Regions from separate parts of the Homo sapiens genome. Here region 2 is linked to region 1. A link is an interaction called in ENCODE POLR2A ChIA-PET data of the cell type or tissue named here. Cell type or tissue: Caco-2. All regions are shown on one strand.

Evidence for each region. Peaks named below come from ENCODE experiments on the same cell type or tissue, not always from the same donor. Only the 100,000 strongest peaks of a DNase experiment are listed, where the experiment ranks them.
Region 2: POLR2A ChIA-PET joins it to region 1 with 10 read pairs; 2 of 35 experiments call an interaction of 5 or more read pairs at or near these places.

What each region holds. Positions count from the first base shown.
Region 1 is chr7:74,231,259-74,239,258 of GRCh38, reverse strand. RFC2 (replication factor C subunit 2) reads left to right here. Exons shown (of 11, transcript NM_181471.3): 8 at 271-336; 9 at 1,817-1,897; 10 at 3,614-3,727; 11 at 7,043-7,757. The coding sequence ends at 7,153. Among named protein-coding and RNA genes, the nearest start is that of RFC2, 19 kb to the left of the region's middle. In Caco-2, no CTCF peak of the experiment used is centred here; no DNase peak of the experiment used is centred here.
Region 2 is chr7:74,576,373-74,584,372 of GRCh38, reverse strand. The region is part of intron 22 of GTF2IRD1 (GTF2I repeat domain containing 1); the gene reads right to left. Among named protein-coding and RNA genes, the nearest start is that of MIR10525, 16 kb to the left of the region's middle. RefSeq lists a silencer at 2,599-2,893 and an enhancer at 2,856-3,357. In Caco-2, no CTCF peak of the experiment used is centred here; DNase peaks (open chromatin) are centred at 3,902 and 4,122; H3K4me3 peaks cover 644 bases.

The sequences.
Region 1 (8,000 bases):
GATTGCAGTGACTCGAGATTGTGCCACTACACTCCATGCTGGGTGACAGAGTGAGACTCTGTCTCAAAAAAAAAAAAAAAAAAAAAAAGTCACCCTTGGCCCGGTGCGGTGGCTCATGCCTGTAATCCCAGCACTTGGGAGGCGGAGGTGGGAGAATCGCTTAAGCCCAGGAGTTCGAGACCAGCCTGGGCAACATAGCGAGACTCCTGTCTCTACTCAAAAAGAAATAAATATAAAAATCATCCTTGACATGTGTTTGCTCCTGAACAGGCGCTGAACAACCTGCAGTCCACCTTCTCAGGATTTGGCTTCATTAACAGTGAGAACGTGTTCAAGGTACAAGCGCTAGTGTGGGTGGTACTGTCAGCAGAAGCCGTGCTTCCCTGTGGGGGCCAGTGGGGCTGAAGGGCTGGGCTGGCAGTGGGGACGGACATCTAGCTGCTCTTGTGGGTGCCAGGGAGCCCACCCTGCTCCCGTCTGTCCTCTCCCTATTGCTGCTTTGCTGCACAAGCTGGAGAGTTTCGGGGGACCTGGAACGTCACTTGTGTGTGGTAGGTGAGGGAGGACCACGGATGCATCAGACCCAGGGTCGAGCAATTTCTGACGTGTCTTATTTGATCCCAGCGACTTCCCTGCACAGAGGTTCTCACCATCACATTGTGGGTGATGACGTGGGCCCAGGGGATCCCCTGGCCCCTAAAGGGCAGGCAGGAGCACTGTGCTGTTCCCCAGTAGCCTTCAGACCCCACACCCTGGGTTTTTTCTGCAATGCTGTGCCCTGCTCCCCACTTCTGCCCCTGGAGGGTGGGTAGTAACCCTCAAAGCCAGGCTGAGGAAAAGGTTTCTCACTTACTCTCCCATGTCAGCAAAACATTTTTCTCTTGGGAATTCTTTTGAAAACTGCTTCCGCATCCTGATAACTCCGCGTCTAAATGCCATTTGAGAGATTCACTTCCCCCTTATTTGGGGGAAGAAACTGGGAAGGGCTGTCCAAGCTTTCAGCCTATAGCTGTTTCTTACCAGGTTTGTGGACAACAGACAAGCGATTTTTGAAGCATCTGGGTAGATCTGGGCAGTGAATGCATTTTCGAGGCCACTTAGGAAGGGGAGGCCCGCTCAGAAACAGGGGTGATGGTTCGGGCCCTGTTTTGTCTTGGAGGGTCACTGAGGGCTCAGGAAACCATGGCTTCCACCGGGAAAAGGCAAGGGCAGGTGTGGGTGACCTCTGGAGCCATCAGGAGGCTTTCATTGGGAAGATGTAGGGGTCGACATTGTACCAGAGGCAGAGCCTCATGCCACTGCGGAGAATGCTGCAGGGAGGACGGAGTCCCCAGCACCATGCACCTGCCTGCTGGAGTAGCCTGACCCCTTGTTTAGGGTGTCAGGCTGAGGCTGGGGGACCTTTTGTAGGGAAGGCCAGTTCCTACTCCGGGGTGGAGGTGGGAATTGGCCCAAAAGACCTCCCAGTTCTAAAGTGAATTCCAAGTGGTTCTGGGCAACTGACCCCCCAAGTGATCTAAGACAGATGACTTGTGACTTTAAAGCTGTCCCCAAGTGAGCATCCTTCACAGGCCCTTGGTTGCTCTCTTGTTCATCTGTCTTATGTTTGGGAAATTTATCTTCCTGGTGCCGGAAGCACTTCTCTTTGATGGTGAGAGGAGCATTCCCCAAACTCATCCTGGTTGCTGGAGAATTTGATGAAAACAACAGGTTGAGAAGTTTTACCCATAGATTGCCTGGAAGTCGGTCTGTTGGGGCCTCCCCGCTCACATTGTCCCTTCTAGCCCCTGACCGCCTTTCCTTTCCCTTTGGCCAGGTCTGTGACGAGCCCCACCCACTGCTGGTAAAGGAGATGATCCAGCACTGTGTGAATGCCAACATTGACGAAGCCTACAAGGTTGGCCTCCTTCCCCCCGTCCTGGCAGAGGAACCGCTCACTTCTTGGGCAGAGGAGAGCGGGAGCCCTTCTGGTACCAGGGACATTATACACATCACTCCATTCATTCTTGAAATCTTACTTGGGAGACTGAGGCAGGAGGATTTGTTGAGCCTTGGAGGTCAAGGCTGCAGTGAGCTGTGATTGCGCCACTGTACCCCAGCCTGGGTGATGGTGAGACCCTGTCTCAGGAAAAAAAAAAAATTATTAATATCATGCTATGTGTTAATCTGTCTAGGAACTGGAAAAAAAAAATTATGCTAGGAGTTGGGTGCACTTTACTGATGAGAAAACTGATTCAGAGGCTGAATTCCTTGTCCTAAATCACTGTGTTTGTTTATTTATTTATTTATTTATTTATGTAGAAACAGGGTCTTACTCTGTTGCCCAGGCCGGAATGCACTGGCGCGGTCACAGCTCACTGTAGCCTCTACCTCTCAGGCTCAGGCGATCCTCCCACCTCAGCCTCCCAAGTAGCTGGGACTACAGGCACATGTCACTATGCCCAGCCCTAAGTCATGGTTTAAAAGCAGTAGAACTAGAATTCAAAATGGTGTTTTTCTCCTGTAATTATATCCTCTGCAGGAGAAATTTGTCAGCCAAAGTCAGGAGGAAAGACCAGCCTAGCTCCTTCTCCAGGGAAGCCATCTTCTCTCCAGTTAAGGGGAAGTGTCCCCATCCATTCTCATAGGCACAGGCATTCTGGGATCCAGCAGCCCCCAGCTAGCCAGGAGAGGAGGGAGCAGGAAGATTCTAGCCTCACAATGGGACTGAGTGCTGTGAGCAGATTCCAGCAGATGTGGCTGGGGTTCAGGCGACCTCAAGCCACATGGGTGTGGTGTGGTTGGTGTGGTTCAAGGTCATTGATCCAGTCATGGTTTCCCTCTGCCTACCCCCTAACAAACTAGGTTGGAAGTTGACTGGGTTTAGGGCATAGTTCCACCCAATGTGAAACCGGAGTGCAAGGCGGGGAGACTGAGCAGAGACCCAGGCCCAGGGTCCCTGAGTAGACCTGAAGAAAGCCTTCAGATTTGTGGGCACAGAGCTTCTCTGCCTCCTGAATTCACCCCAAGATGCCAAAACAAAGGCAAAAAGGCCTGCCTCCAGACGCTGCAGCCTGGGTGGGGCAGGGTGGGTGGGAAGCAGGAGGCTGGGATTACCCAGTCAGGGTGTGCTCCAGGCTCGTCCTGCAGAGGTTGCATTGGGACTGCAGCTGGATGAAGCTAGCAGATGAATGGTCTGCTTTTTCCACTTTGCTATACCTAGTCATCAGATTAATAAAGCATTTTAAGAGCTCCGGATCAAGAGATTACATGGGTGTGGTAGTAGACCATTTTGCAACACAGCTTAACACATTTGCGATAGGCTGGGCTCAGTGGCTCATGCCTGTAATCCCAGCACTTTTGGAGGTCGAGGCAGGAGGATTGCTTGAGGCCGGGAACTTGGGACCAGCCTGGGCAATATAGCAAGACTCTTATCTTTATATTACTGAAAAAAAAATATTTAAGCAAAACAACAATACATTTGCAATGTTATCTCTCTATCTGCCATGAAAATCAGTTAAGGTACCCCCATGTGACCTGAAGGGTGGGCCCCACCAGCTGTGGTGAGTCTCAAAATCACATGTCTTCTTACAGTTTAAAGTGGTAAGCAGCCTTTTCTGTCTCCTTTGTCTAGATTCTTGCTCACTTGTGGCATCTGGGCTACTCACCAGAAGATATCATTGGCAACATCTTTCGAGTGTGTAAAACTTTCCAAATGGCAGAATACCTGAAACTGGAGTTTATCAAGGTCGGTGAGAATGTAGAAATGCCTCTGTCCTCAAGAATGTGGCCCATAGTGGCCGGGTGCTGTGGGCCACACCTGTAATCCCAGCACTTTGGGAGGCCGAGGTGGGCAGATCACCTGAGGTCAGGAGTTCGAGACCAGCCTGGCCAACGTAGTGAAAGCCTCTGTCTACTAAAAATACAAAAATTAGCTGGGCATGGCTGGGCGTGGTGGCTCATGCCTGTAATCCCAGCACTTTGGGAGGCCGAGGTGGGCGGATCACCTGAGGTCAGGAGTTTGAGACCAGCCTGGCCAACATGGCAAAGCCCCATCTCTACTAAAAATACAAAACTTAGCTGGGTGTGGTGGCAAGCGCCTATAATCCCAGCTACTTGGGAGGCTGAGGGAGGAGGATCGCTTGAACCTGGGAGGTGGAGGTTGCAGTGAGCCAAGATCGCACCACTGCACTCCAGCCTGGGCAGCAGAGCGAGACTGTCTCAAAACAAAAAAAAAAGACTGTGGGCCCTGGCTTCGCTTTCTCTGCTCACAGGCCTGGCATCTAGAAGGTGCTCAGTGTTTCCCAACTGCAGTGGGAGGGAGGCTGTGTCTTAGTTCCTTTGAGTTACTATAAAGGAATACCAGAGACTGGGTAATGTAGAAAGAAAAGAGGTTGATTTGGCTCACAGTTCTGCAGGCTGTACATGTAGCATGATGCCAGCATCTGCTTCTAGGGAGGGGTTCAGGCTGCTTCTGCTCATGTTGGAAGGGGAAGTGGGAGCCTGTGCATGCAGAGACCACCTGTTGAGAACGGAGGGAGGTGCCAGGCTCATTTGAACAGCCAGCTCTCCAGGGACCTAATTGATCCAGAACTCACTCACTACCTTGGGGTGGGCACCAAGCCATTCACGTGGGATCTTCCTCATGACCCAAACATCCCCACATTGGGGACCAAATTCCAAATGAGATTGGAAGGGGACAGACGTCCAAACTAGATCAACGTGGCTGATTGTCCTGAGGACCAAGTTTGTTTCACACAGTTCTGATTTTCTTCATTCAAGGCTCTCTTGTGTATTGACTGATTGATTGATTTTTCAAGGTTAGATTAATTGAGGTTTAATTTACATAGAGTAAAATTCAGCCTGTTAGGTACAGGACAAACGCACTCAGTCATGCAAACACTATCACCATCAGGATGCAGAATCTGTCATCCCAGAACAACTCATGTGTCCCTTTGAAGCCAGCCCCCTCCCCGACTACCACTTGGAAACTACCGATGTAGTTTCTGTTTCATGGGATACAGTTTTCCAGAATATCATATAAATGGGATCATGTAGAACTTAGCCTTGTGAGTTTGGCTTCTTTCTTTCACTGTAGCAGAAATGCCTTTCAGATGTGTCCACGCTGGTACTTCTATCCATGAGTCAGTCCGTGTTATCACTGAGAAGTAATCCATCCTGTGCGTGTACCACAGTTTGCTTATCTGTCCATCAGCTGGAGGACATTTGGGTTTACAGATTGTGGTGACTGTGAATAAAGCCAGTGTAAACATTTGCATATATGGATTAGTGTGAATGCAAATGTTAAGTTTTTCTTTTTCCCAAGTAAGTTCCCAGGGGTGAAATTGCCTGGGAAAATGATAAGTGTATGTTTTACTCGATAAGGAACTGCCAAACGGTTTTCCGAAGTGGCTGCAGCACGTGCATTCCCACCAGCATTCCGGAGGATCCTCAACCTAGCCACCACATGGAGTGCTCAGTTTGGTTTTTAAGCCATTCTAATAGGTGTGTAATGACCGGATGCAGTGGCTTACACCTGTAATCCCAGCTACTCGGGCGGCTGAGGGAGGAGGATCGCTTGAACCCAGGAGGTGGAGGTTGCAGTGAGCTGAGATCACACCCCTGCACTACAGCTTGGGCGACAAGAGTGAGACTCCATCTTAAAAAAAAAAAAAAAAAAAAAACCAATAACAACAACAACAAAATAACCTAATAGGCATGTGATGAGATCTCATTGTGCCTTTAATTTGCATTTCCCTAATTACTATGCTGAACATTTAATCATGTGCTCGTTTGCCATCCAGAATCTTCTTTGATGAAACATCTGTTCATATATACCCATTTTTTAAAATTTTTACATTTTTTATTTTAATTGTACTGTATTTTTTGTTTAGAGATCATGTTAAGACCGGCCAATTTTTATATTTTTGGTGGAGACGGGGTGTCCCCGTGTTGCCAAGGCTGGTCTTGAACTCCCGGGCTCAAGTGATCCTCCCGCCTCGGCCTCCCAAAGTGCTAGAATTACAGGTGTGAGCCACTGCGCCTGGCCTACCTTTTTTATGTTTTTGAGAGACAGGGTCTTGCTCTGTCACCCAGGCTGGAGTGCAGTGGTGCGATCATAGTTCACTGCAGCCTCAACCTTCCATGCTCAAGCAATCCTCCCACCTCAGGCTCCCGAGTAGCTGGGACTGCAGGCATGTGCCACTACACTTGGGTCATTTTTATTTTCTTTTTTTCGTAGAGTTTGGGTGTTGCTATGTTGCCCAGGCCCAACTCTGGGCAAGTGATCCTCCTGCCTCAGCCTCCCAGAATGCTGGGATTACAGGTGTGAGCTACTGCTCCAGGTCTAAATCTACCCATTTTTTAATTGGGTTGTTTGATTTTTATTACTGAATTTATTTACTTATTTATTTTTGAGATGGAGTCTTGCTCTGTTGCCCAGGCTGGAGTGCAGTGGCACTATCTCAGCTCACTGCAACCTTCGCCTCCCAGGTTTAAGTGATTCTCCTGCCTCAGCCTCCCGAGTAGCTGGGATTACAGGCGTGCGCCACCATACCTGGCTAATTTTTGTATTTTTAGTAGAGATGGGGTTTTACCATGTTGGTCAGGCTGATCTCGAACTCCTGGGCTCGTGATCCACCTGCCTTGACCTCCCAAAGTACTGGGATTACAGGCATGAGCCACCACGCCTGGACTTTATTACTGAATTTTTGAGAATTCTTTATACAGTCTGGATGCAAGTTCTTTATCAGATATATAAATATTTTCCTCTAGCCTGGCTTTCCGTGCCACCACCCCGCCCCCCCTCGCCCCACCCATTTTCTTAACAGTTTCTTTGAAAGAACTATCAGCATCCTTTTAAGAAATAAATAGAACTTTAGGTAAACATAATCCATTGCATCTTAGCATTCATTTTCCGGCTGGGGTTGGAATTCCTCATGCTGATTTTGAAAAAACCATTAGTTCAGTTTGTTTCTGTTTTTATTTTTATTTTTTTCAGTTCAGATTTTAAAAAAGAACTCCCCCACTTATTAACCAGATTTGAATTTGGTTTGTTTTTCAGGAAATTGGATACACTCACATGAAAATAGCGGAAGGAGTGAACTCTCTTTTGCAGATGGCAGGCCTCCTGGCAAGGCTGTGTCAGAAGACAATGGCCCCGGTGGCCAGTTAGAGCAGAGACTTCACTGACTGACTTACAGGTGCCCTATTCTGAGGTACAGGAGCCGCGGCTTTCTGATGGGGGAAAATGCCGCCTTAGGCTGGAGCCAACATGACTGTCCTTTAAACTCCAGTGGCTGGCCAGGCACGGTAGCTCACGCCTGTAATCCCAACACTTTGGGAGGCCGAGGCAGGTGGATCACCTGAGGTCAGAAGTTCAAGACCAGCCTGGCCAACATGGGGAAACCCTGTCTTTACTAAAAATATAAAAATTAGCTGGGTGTGGTGGCGGGCACCTGTAATCCCAGCTACTCGGGAGGCTGTGGCAGGAGAATCGCTTGAACCCAGGAGGTGGAGGTTGCAGTGAGCCAAGATCACACCATTGCACTCCAGCCTGGGCGACAGAGTCTCCATCTGGGGAAAAAAATTAAATAAATAAACTCCCGTGACTTGCATGTTTGCTTCTGGGACGTCTGTGCCCCGCAAGTGTTTGAGTTTGGCCTCCACCCCATTGATGCGGTGACGGGGCGGAAAGGCGCAGAGAAGCTGAGGGCGGTCTCTGATCTGTGTGTGGGTTGACATTTTAGCTAATAAAGCCTTGCAGTGTTTGTTGGCAATAAGGTGACCATGTGAAGCCTCGAGAAAAACCAGCTTCCTGTCTCTACGGGCCTTGGCAGCCTACAAGTAGAAAAGGCGATTAGATAGTAGACCCACAAGCTCATCTCGGTTCTTCTAGAAGCCTGAAGGCGCCACTTCCCCAGGGCGAGGGCAGGGTTTGCTGTCTTTCCTATTTAGACTGATTTCTCAGAATGGCCAGGTGGCGAGCCTTTCAGAGAGGGCGGCAGAGTGGAGAGATGCAG
Region 2 (8,000 bases), 350 kb before region 1:
ACCGGGTTCGAGTGATTCTCGTGCCTCAGCCTCCAGAGTAGCTGGGATTACAGGTACCCGCCACCACACCTGGCTAATTTTTTGTATTTTTAGTAGAGATGGGGTTTTGTTATGCTGCCCAGGCCAGTCTCGAACTCCTGACCTCAGGTGATCCACCTGGCTTGGCCTCCCAAAGTGCTGTGAGCCACCGTACCCAGGCCCTCTTTCCCCTTTAAATACCAAAGTCCTCAAAACTCTGGAAAAAAGCACAGGCCACAGACCCTATTGCAGCTTGAGTCTCTTTTTCCTGGCTGTGTCCTCCCCCATGGCAAAATAAATCTTTAAATTGATTGAGACCTGTTTCAGGCACTTTTGGTTTACATGGCCCACGGGGGTCTATAGCAGGGATCCTGACCCAGCTGGGAGTCAGGGAGGACTTCCCAGAGGAGGTGACCACCACACGGGGCCCAAAGCTCCAAGGATGTGGGCTCATCTGCACGCTGGGGCTCATCACACGGACCTCCAAGGCAGTTGTGAGCGGTGAGTAAGACACAAGGAAACTTGTAGTATCCTGTGATTTCAGGTGCTCAACATGCTTTAGCCAATCAGGAAACTTCCCCTCTTCCTTCCAAGTCTTGCCTGGTCTGGGAAGAAGTGCAACCCTAAACCAGGCTGCAGCTAACCAGGAGTGACACTACGGGGCAGTCGATAGGATACTATGGCAATTCTATATGGGGCACAGGTCCCAGGCGGTGGACCAGAAGTGGTGGGAGTGTGCATGTCAGGAAAGTGGGGCCGGGCTGGCTGAGGGGGCTGGCAGTTTGGGGAGGCGTCCTGACCACCTCTGGAGTGTGGGAGGGGTGGAGTGGGGCTAAATGCCTTTGTCAATAACACCAAGAACTGGCCGGATGTAGTGGCTCACGCCTGTAATCCCAGCAATTTGGGAGACTGAGGCCACGAGTTTGCAACCAGCCTGGGCAACATGGCAAGACCCTGTCTCCACAAAAAAAAAAAAAAAAAAAGAAAAAAAAAGAAAAATTAGCTGGGCATGGTGGTGTGTGCCTGTAATCCCAGATACTTGGGAGGCTGAGGTGGGAGGATTGCTTGAGCCTGGAAGGTCAATGTTGCAGTAAGCCATGATTGCCCCACTGCACTCCAGCCTGGGTGACTGAGCTAGATCCTGTTTCAAACAAACAACCAAACAAAAATTAAAAAATAAAAAACAAGCTTGGCACATACTACGTGCAGACACTGTGCAAGGCCCACAATATACCTTGTCTGTGGGATTCTCTAGCTCAGTCAACATCAAGCTCAGGAAGAACACTGATTTTTCTCTGTAGCTGTTCTTGCATTTTCCTACCTCTTTCTTTTTATTTAATTTAGAGTAAAGAGAATTACGTGGTTTTTTTTTTTTGGTAGAGACAGGGTCTTGCTGTCATTCAGGCTGGAGTGCAGTAGCTGGGACTACAGGTGTGGGCTACCACACCCAGCTAATTTTTCCATCTTTTGTAGAGATGGGATCTTGCTATGTTGCCCAGGCTACATTTTTTTAAATCGTGAGTTTTTGAAGGAAATGGAGTAGGGGAGGCTCTGGTGGGAGCTGGATTGGACAAGCCCCTGCTTGAATGCCTGCATACAGTGGGGAAAAGGGGGATCCCCAGGGCCAGGTATGGGGAAAGTCCCTGGCTCATCAGACTGGAAGGCAATCTTGATTCTAATCCCTAATGCTGTGTGGTGTATGGAAAGTCACTCAACCTCTCTGAGCCTGTTTCCACATTCCTCAACTGGGACTCTGGGCCTGCTGGATCTAATCTCACATATCAAAAAGCACTACAGGCTGGGCACAGTGGCTCATGCCTGTCATCCCAGCACTTTGGAAGGCTGAAGTGGGAGGATTGCTTGAGGCCAGGAGTTCAAGACCAGTCTGGGCAACAGAGGGAAACCCTGTTTCTACCAAAAAAAAAGAAAAAATGCTGGGCATGGTGGTGCACACCTGTAGTCCCATCCCAGATCTTCTGGGAACTGTGAGTGCACCAGAGGCAGCTCCTTGGGCACATAAGTGACTCACTGTCTGGGAGGGAACCTGAACCACAGGTGAAGACCAACTCCCCTGTCCCCTGCCGTGTCTGGGGACCTGACACTGGGTTTGTGTCTGTGCTCTAGCCGTGCCCTGCAGGGGAAAGGGCAACGTCTCGATCTGAACAGATATTCCTGTTGGGCTCTGAGGTGTGCAGGCTGGCACCAGTCTTGCCCGACAGGAATCGTGGCCCCCGCTGCAACCGAGACAGCTCGCCCACGCACCCTGGTTAGCCCTGAGGGAGAATGCTAAGATCCTTGCTAACCCAGATGGCCCAGCCAAGCTTTATTTATTTATTTATTTTTTTGAGTTGAGATGGTCTGGCTCTGTTGCCCAGGCTGGAGCGCAGTGGAGCAATCTCAGCTCACTGTAACCTCCGCCTCCTGAGCTGAAGCCATCCTCCATCCTCAGCCTCCTGAGTAGCTGGTGCTACAGGTGTGTGCCACTATGTCTGTCTAATTTTTGTGTTATTTGTAGAGACAAGGTCTCACTATGTTGCCCAGGCTGGTCTTCAACTCCTAAGCTCAAGCAATCCACCCACCTTGGCCTTCCAAAGTGCTGAGATACAGGCGTGAGCCATCGTGCCCAGACCAGCTGAGCATCTCGGAGAGCTGCAGGTGGGGTCATGAGTCCTCTTTCCCAACAGAGCCAGGCTCCTGCCACCACCACCAGGTCGCCACCAGGGAGTTCCCCAAGGACTGCTGTGGGCAGTGGTGGCCTCGGCCTCAGGTGGGGCAGGGCAGCTCCAGCATGCCCGGTCACCTTTGAGTCTAATCTGCTCACGGGAAAAACACGGATCAGAGAATCGCCTCAGAGAGCTGCTGAGGACACTGCAGGGGCAGGAGCAATACCGGGCCCTTCAAGGCCAGGGTCACAAGCCCAGTGGTCTACCCAAGACTGATTGCCTGGGTTCAAATCCCAGCTCTGCAATCAGCTCGCGACCCTGGGCAAGTCCCTGAACCACTCGATGTCCTCATCTGTAAAGCAGCAATGGGCCGGGCATGCGGTGGCTCATGCCTTTCATCCCAACACTTTGAGAGGCCAATGTGGGTGGATCAGCTGAGGTCAGGAGTTCAAGACCAGCCTGGCCAACATGGTGAAACCTCATCTCTACTACTAATAAAAAAAAATTAGCCGGGCATAGTGGCGGGTGCCTGTAATCCCAGCTACTTGGGAGGCTGAGGCAGGAGAATCACTTGAACCCGGGAGGCGGAGGTTGCAGTGAGCCGAGATGGCGCCACTGCACTCCAGCCTGGGCAACAAGAGCAAAACTCCGTCTCCCCCCAACCCCCCCCAGAAAAGGGGGTTTAGTTTACCGTCCGGAACACCAAGTCAGCAAACCTATTCTCGGGAGGACCTGCCTGAGCTCCCCTGAACCCAGGCTGGCTGTAAAGACACCCACAGTTGCAAACATTTCAGAGTGTTCTCTGTTTGGAAATGTCATAGTTAGGACTCAGTGTGTGTAGGGTTTCACCTTCATGTTTCTGCCCCCAGTGCTGTGCAGAAAGTCCTGCTGAAAGAACCCATCCCCGCAGCAGCGACCTCCTGCCCACTGCCCCTGGACAGTGACACCTTTGGTGGACAGGCCTTCCCTTGACATTTTTCCTGCCCCCCTCCTGCTCATTCTGTTCTTCGGTCTCCTCTCTCTCTTTAACGCTGGCTGGGCAACTCTCATCTTATCTTTACCAGTCTGCTGTCTGTTAGCCCAAGGAGTAACTGAAATTTGCCAAGGGGGAAAAAAAAAAGACAACCAAGCTCACTGAATCACAGCCATGCTATGTACACAATTTTAAACCAACTGGCTCGGGTGGTGCCTGGGCTGGCTCCACGGCTCTCTCTCGGGGCAAAGTGCAAGAGCCCTGGCCAGCCCTGACTCTCCCCGCCTAGTTAGAGGACTTCAGCTCAGACTGACGACCTCACGTTGGTAATTACGACCATTCACAGCAGGGAGACGCAGCCAGCGAAGGGCAAGGGCGGTTTAGAGGGGAGAGACTGCGATCTGTAGCAGAAGCGTGGGATAATGGTCCTTCTCTCCCCTCCTGAACCACTTCACAGAGCCCCAACTCCCTGCCAGGCCCGGGCAGAGTTCACGGCTGCAGCGATTGCACCACTGCATTCCAGCCTGGGTGACAGAGTGAGACCCGGTCTCGAAAAAATAAAAAAGCTACATTCAGGTTCAGCTTTTAACCCCTTGTAGGGCCTGCGCACAGGTTTAGCAGGAATTCCATCAGCTCCATTTCATGGATGAGATAACTGAGGCCTGGAGAGAGGAGGGCCAAGCTGCAGCGGGGCAGAGACCTGTGGACCTGTGCCCAGGCCAGTGCTCATGAGCCTGTGGTTCTTCTGCCATCCCAGACCTGCACCTGGACACTGCGTGCAGGAGGGACCCTTAAGGCTTGACCCATTTTGATCCCCCTTTTCCCCACTGTATGCAGGCATTCAAGCAGGGGCTTGTCCAATCCATCCCCTACCACAGCCTGCCCTATCCAATTTCCTTCAAAAACTCATGATTTAAAAAAAAATGTAGCCTGGGCAACATAGCAAGATCCCATCTCTATAAAAATGGAAAAATTAGCTGGGCATGGTGGCCCACACCTGTAGTCCCAGCTACTGGACTCTAGCCGGAATGACAGCAAGACACTGTCTCTACCAAAAACCCATTTTACAAAGGGAACTGTAGTTTTTTTTTTTTTTTTCTTAAGATGGAGTCTTGCTCTGTCGCTCAGGGTGGAGTGCGGTGGCGTGATCTGGGCTCACTGCAACCTCCGCCTCCCAGGTTCCAGCAATTCTCCTGCCTTAGCCTCCTAAGTAGCTGAGACTACCGGCACGAGCCACCACGCTTGGCTAATTTTTGTATTTTTAGTAGAGACGGGGTTTCATCATGTTGGTCAGGCTGGTCTTGAACTCCTGACCTCAGGTGATCCGCCTGCCTCGGTCTCCCAAAGTGCTGGGATTACGGGCATGAGCCACTGCGCCTGGCCTTCTTCCTCTTCCTTTTCAAAAAAAATTTTTTTTTAGAGATGTAGTCTCATTTTGTCACCCATGCAGTAGTGCGATCCTAGCTCACTGCAGCCTTGACCTCATCCTCCTGCCGCAGTCTCCTGAGTACATGGGCCTACAGGTGCATACCACCACGTCTGGCTAATTTTAACATTTTTGTAGAGACAGGATCTTGCTATGTTGCCCAGGTTGATCTCAAACTCCTGGCTTCAAGCAATTCTTCCGCCTCAGCCTCCCAAAGTGTTGGGATTACAGGGGCGAGTCACCAGGCTGGGCCTTAAACTTTTTAACGGATCTATGCTTCTCCTCCTCTGCTTTTTTTTTTTTTTTGAGACAGGATCTCGCTCTGTTGCCCAGGCTGGAGTGCAGTGGCATGATCTCAGCTCACTGCAACCTCTGCCTCCTGGGCTGAAGCGATCCTCCCGCCTCAGCCTCTTGAATAGCAAGCATGCCACCATGCCTGGCTAATTTTTTTGTATTTTTAGTAGAGATGGGGTCTTGCCATGTTGCCCAGGCTGGTCTCAAACTCCTGAGCTCAAGGGATCCTCCCGTCGTGGCCTGCCACAGTGCTGGGTTTACAGACATGAGCCATCGTGCCCGGCTATAAGTGTTAATTGCATTCTTAGTAACAGCAAAACAATGGAAGCAGCCCAATCCCCAAGGAGGGGAGAGAGAGGAATTGCATCATGGTAAAATTCCACTCAATGGAAGATTATAGAGCCATGAGAACTAAGAAGCTACAGCTACACACTTCAGCATTATGTCAACCAAAGCTAAGTGGAAAACAGCAAGTCCCAGACTCTATTCAATAACACGCCTTTGTCATAAAAGTAAAATTATAGGCTGGGCGCGGTGGCTCATGCCTGTAATCCCAGCATTTTGGGAGGCTGAGGCGGGTGGATCGTGAGGTCAGGAGATGGAGACCATCCTGGCTAACACAGTGAAACCCCGTCTCTACAAAAAATTAGCTGGGCGTGGTGGCGGGCACCTATAGTCCCAGCTACTCGGAAGGCTGAGTGAGGCAGGAGAATCACTTGAACCTGGGAGGTGGAGGTTGCAGTGAGCCAAGATCACACTACTTCACTCCAGCCTGGGCGACAGTGCGAGACTCCGTCTCAAAAAAAAGAAAGTAAAATTATAAGCAAAATGAAATAATTTTTGTTTAGGCAAACATTACATGCAATAAAATAATTTTTAAAAAATTAACCCGTGAGCCTGGCGTGGTGGCTCACACCTATAATCTCAGCACTTTGGGAGGCCGAGACAGGAGGATCACTTGAGGGCAGGAGTTGGAGACCAGCCTTGGGTAACATAGAGAGACTCTGTCTACAAAAAATTTAAAAGTAGCTGGTACAGTGGCACCCAGCTATAGTCCCAGCTACTTGGGAGGCTGATGCGGGAGGATTGTTTGAGCCCAGGAGTTGGAGGTTACAGTGAGCTATGTGATAGTGTCACTGCACTCCAGCCTATCTCTACAAAAGTAAAAAATAAAATATGAGCTGGGCATGGTAGCACGTGTGCTTGTAGTCCTAGCCACTCGAGGGGCTGAGGTGGTAAGGATGGTTTGAGCCTAGAAGGTCCAGGCTGCAGTAAGCTATGACTGTGCCACTGCACTCCTGCCTGGGCAAGAGGGAGACTGTCTTTAAAAAAAAAAAAAATTAAAAAAGAAATCAACCAGTGAAAAATGATTATATCATGGAGGAGAACAGGCATAGAAGACAGTTTTGGAAATTTGAATAAAGACCATGTATTAGATGACAGGGAATTATTAAGTTGTATAAGTACGATGATGCTATTGTGAGTATGTAAGATAACAGTGTTTTCTTAGGAGATGTGCATTGAAACATTTAGGCACGAAGAGTCAAGATGTTTGCACCTTACTTCAAATAGAGAAAAAGAAAGAGAAATTATGTGTGTGCGCGTGTGTGTGAGAGAGAAAGCAGGGAAAATTGGCAATATGCTAAGAATTACTGAACCCAGCTGGGCGCGGTGGCTCACGCCTGTAATCCCACCACTTTGGGAGGCTGAGGCGGGTGGATCGCTTGAGGCCAGGAGTTCAAGACTAGTCTGGCCAACATGGCGAAATCCCGTCTCTACTAAAAATACAAAAAATTAGCTGGGATAGGTGGTGCACGCTTGTAGTCACAGCTACTCAGGAGGCTGAGGCAGGAGAATTGCTTGAACTCAGGAGGCAGAGCTTGCAGTGAGCCGAGATTGCGCCACTGCACTCCAGCCTGGGCGACAGAGCAAGACTCCATCTCAAAACAAACAAACAAATAAAAAAAATGCCCAACCCATCACGGGCACTTGGTAACTCAGAGAATCTGAGCTCTTCTGTGCCAGGCACTGCTCTTTGATCTTTGCATGGATTCATTCATTTAATCCTTAAAACAGGGGGCCGTGCTCAGTGGCTCACACCTGTAATCCCAGCACTTTGGAAGGCCAAAGTGGGCAGATCACTTGAGGTCAGGAGTTTGAGACCAGCCTGGGCAACATGGTGAAACCCTGTCTCTACTACAAATACAAAAATTAGCCGGGCATGTTGGCATATGCCTGTAATCCCAGCTACTCAGGAAGCTGAGGCAGGAGAATTGCTTGAACCTGGAAGGCGGAGGTTGCAGTGAGCTGAGATCGCGCCACTGCACTCCAGCCTGAAGACTCTGTCTCAAAAAAAAAAAAAAAAAAAAAAAAAAAAAAAAGACAAGGAAATAGATTTTCCCCTAGAGCCTCCAGAAGGATCAGCCCTGCTGACATCTTTTTTTTTTTTTTTTCTTGTAGCCCAGGCTGGAGTGCAATGGCACGATCTCAGCTCACTGCAAACTCCGCCTCCTGGGTTCAAGGGATTCTCTTGCCTCAGCCTCCCGAGTAGCTGGGATTACAAGTGCGCACCACCACACCTGGCTAATTTTTGTATTTTTAGTAGAGATGGGGTTTTACCACGTTG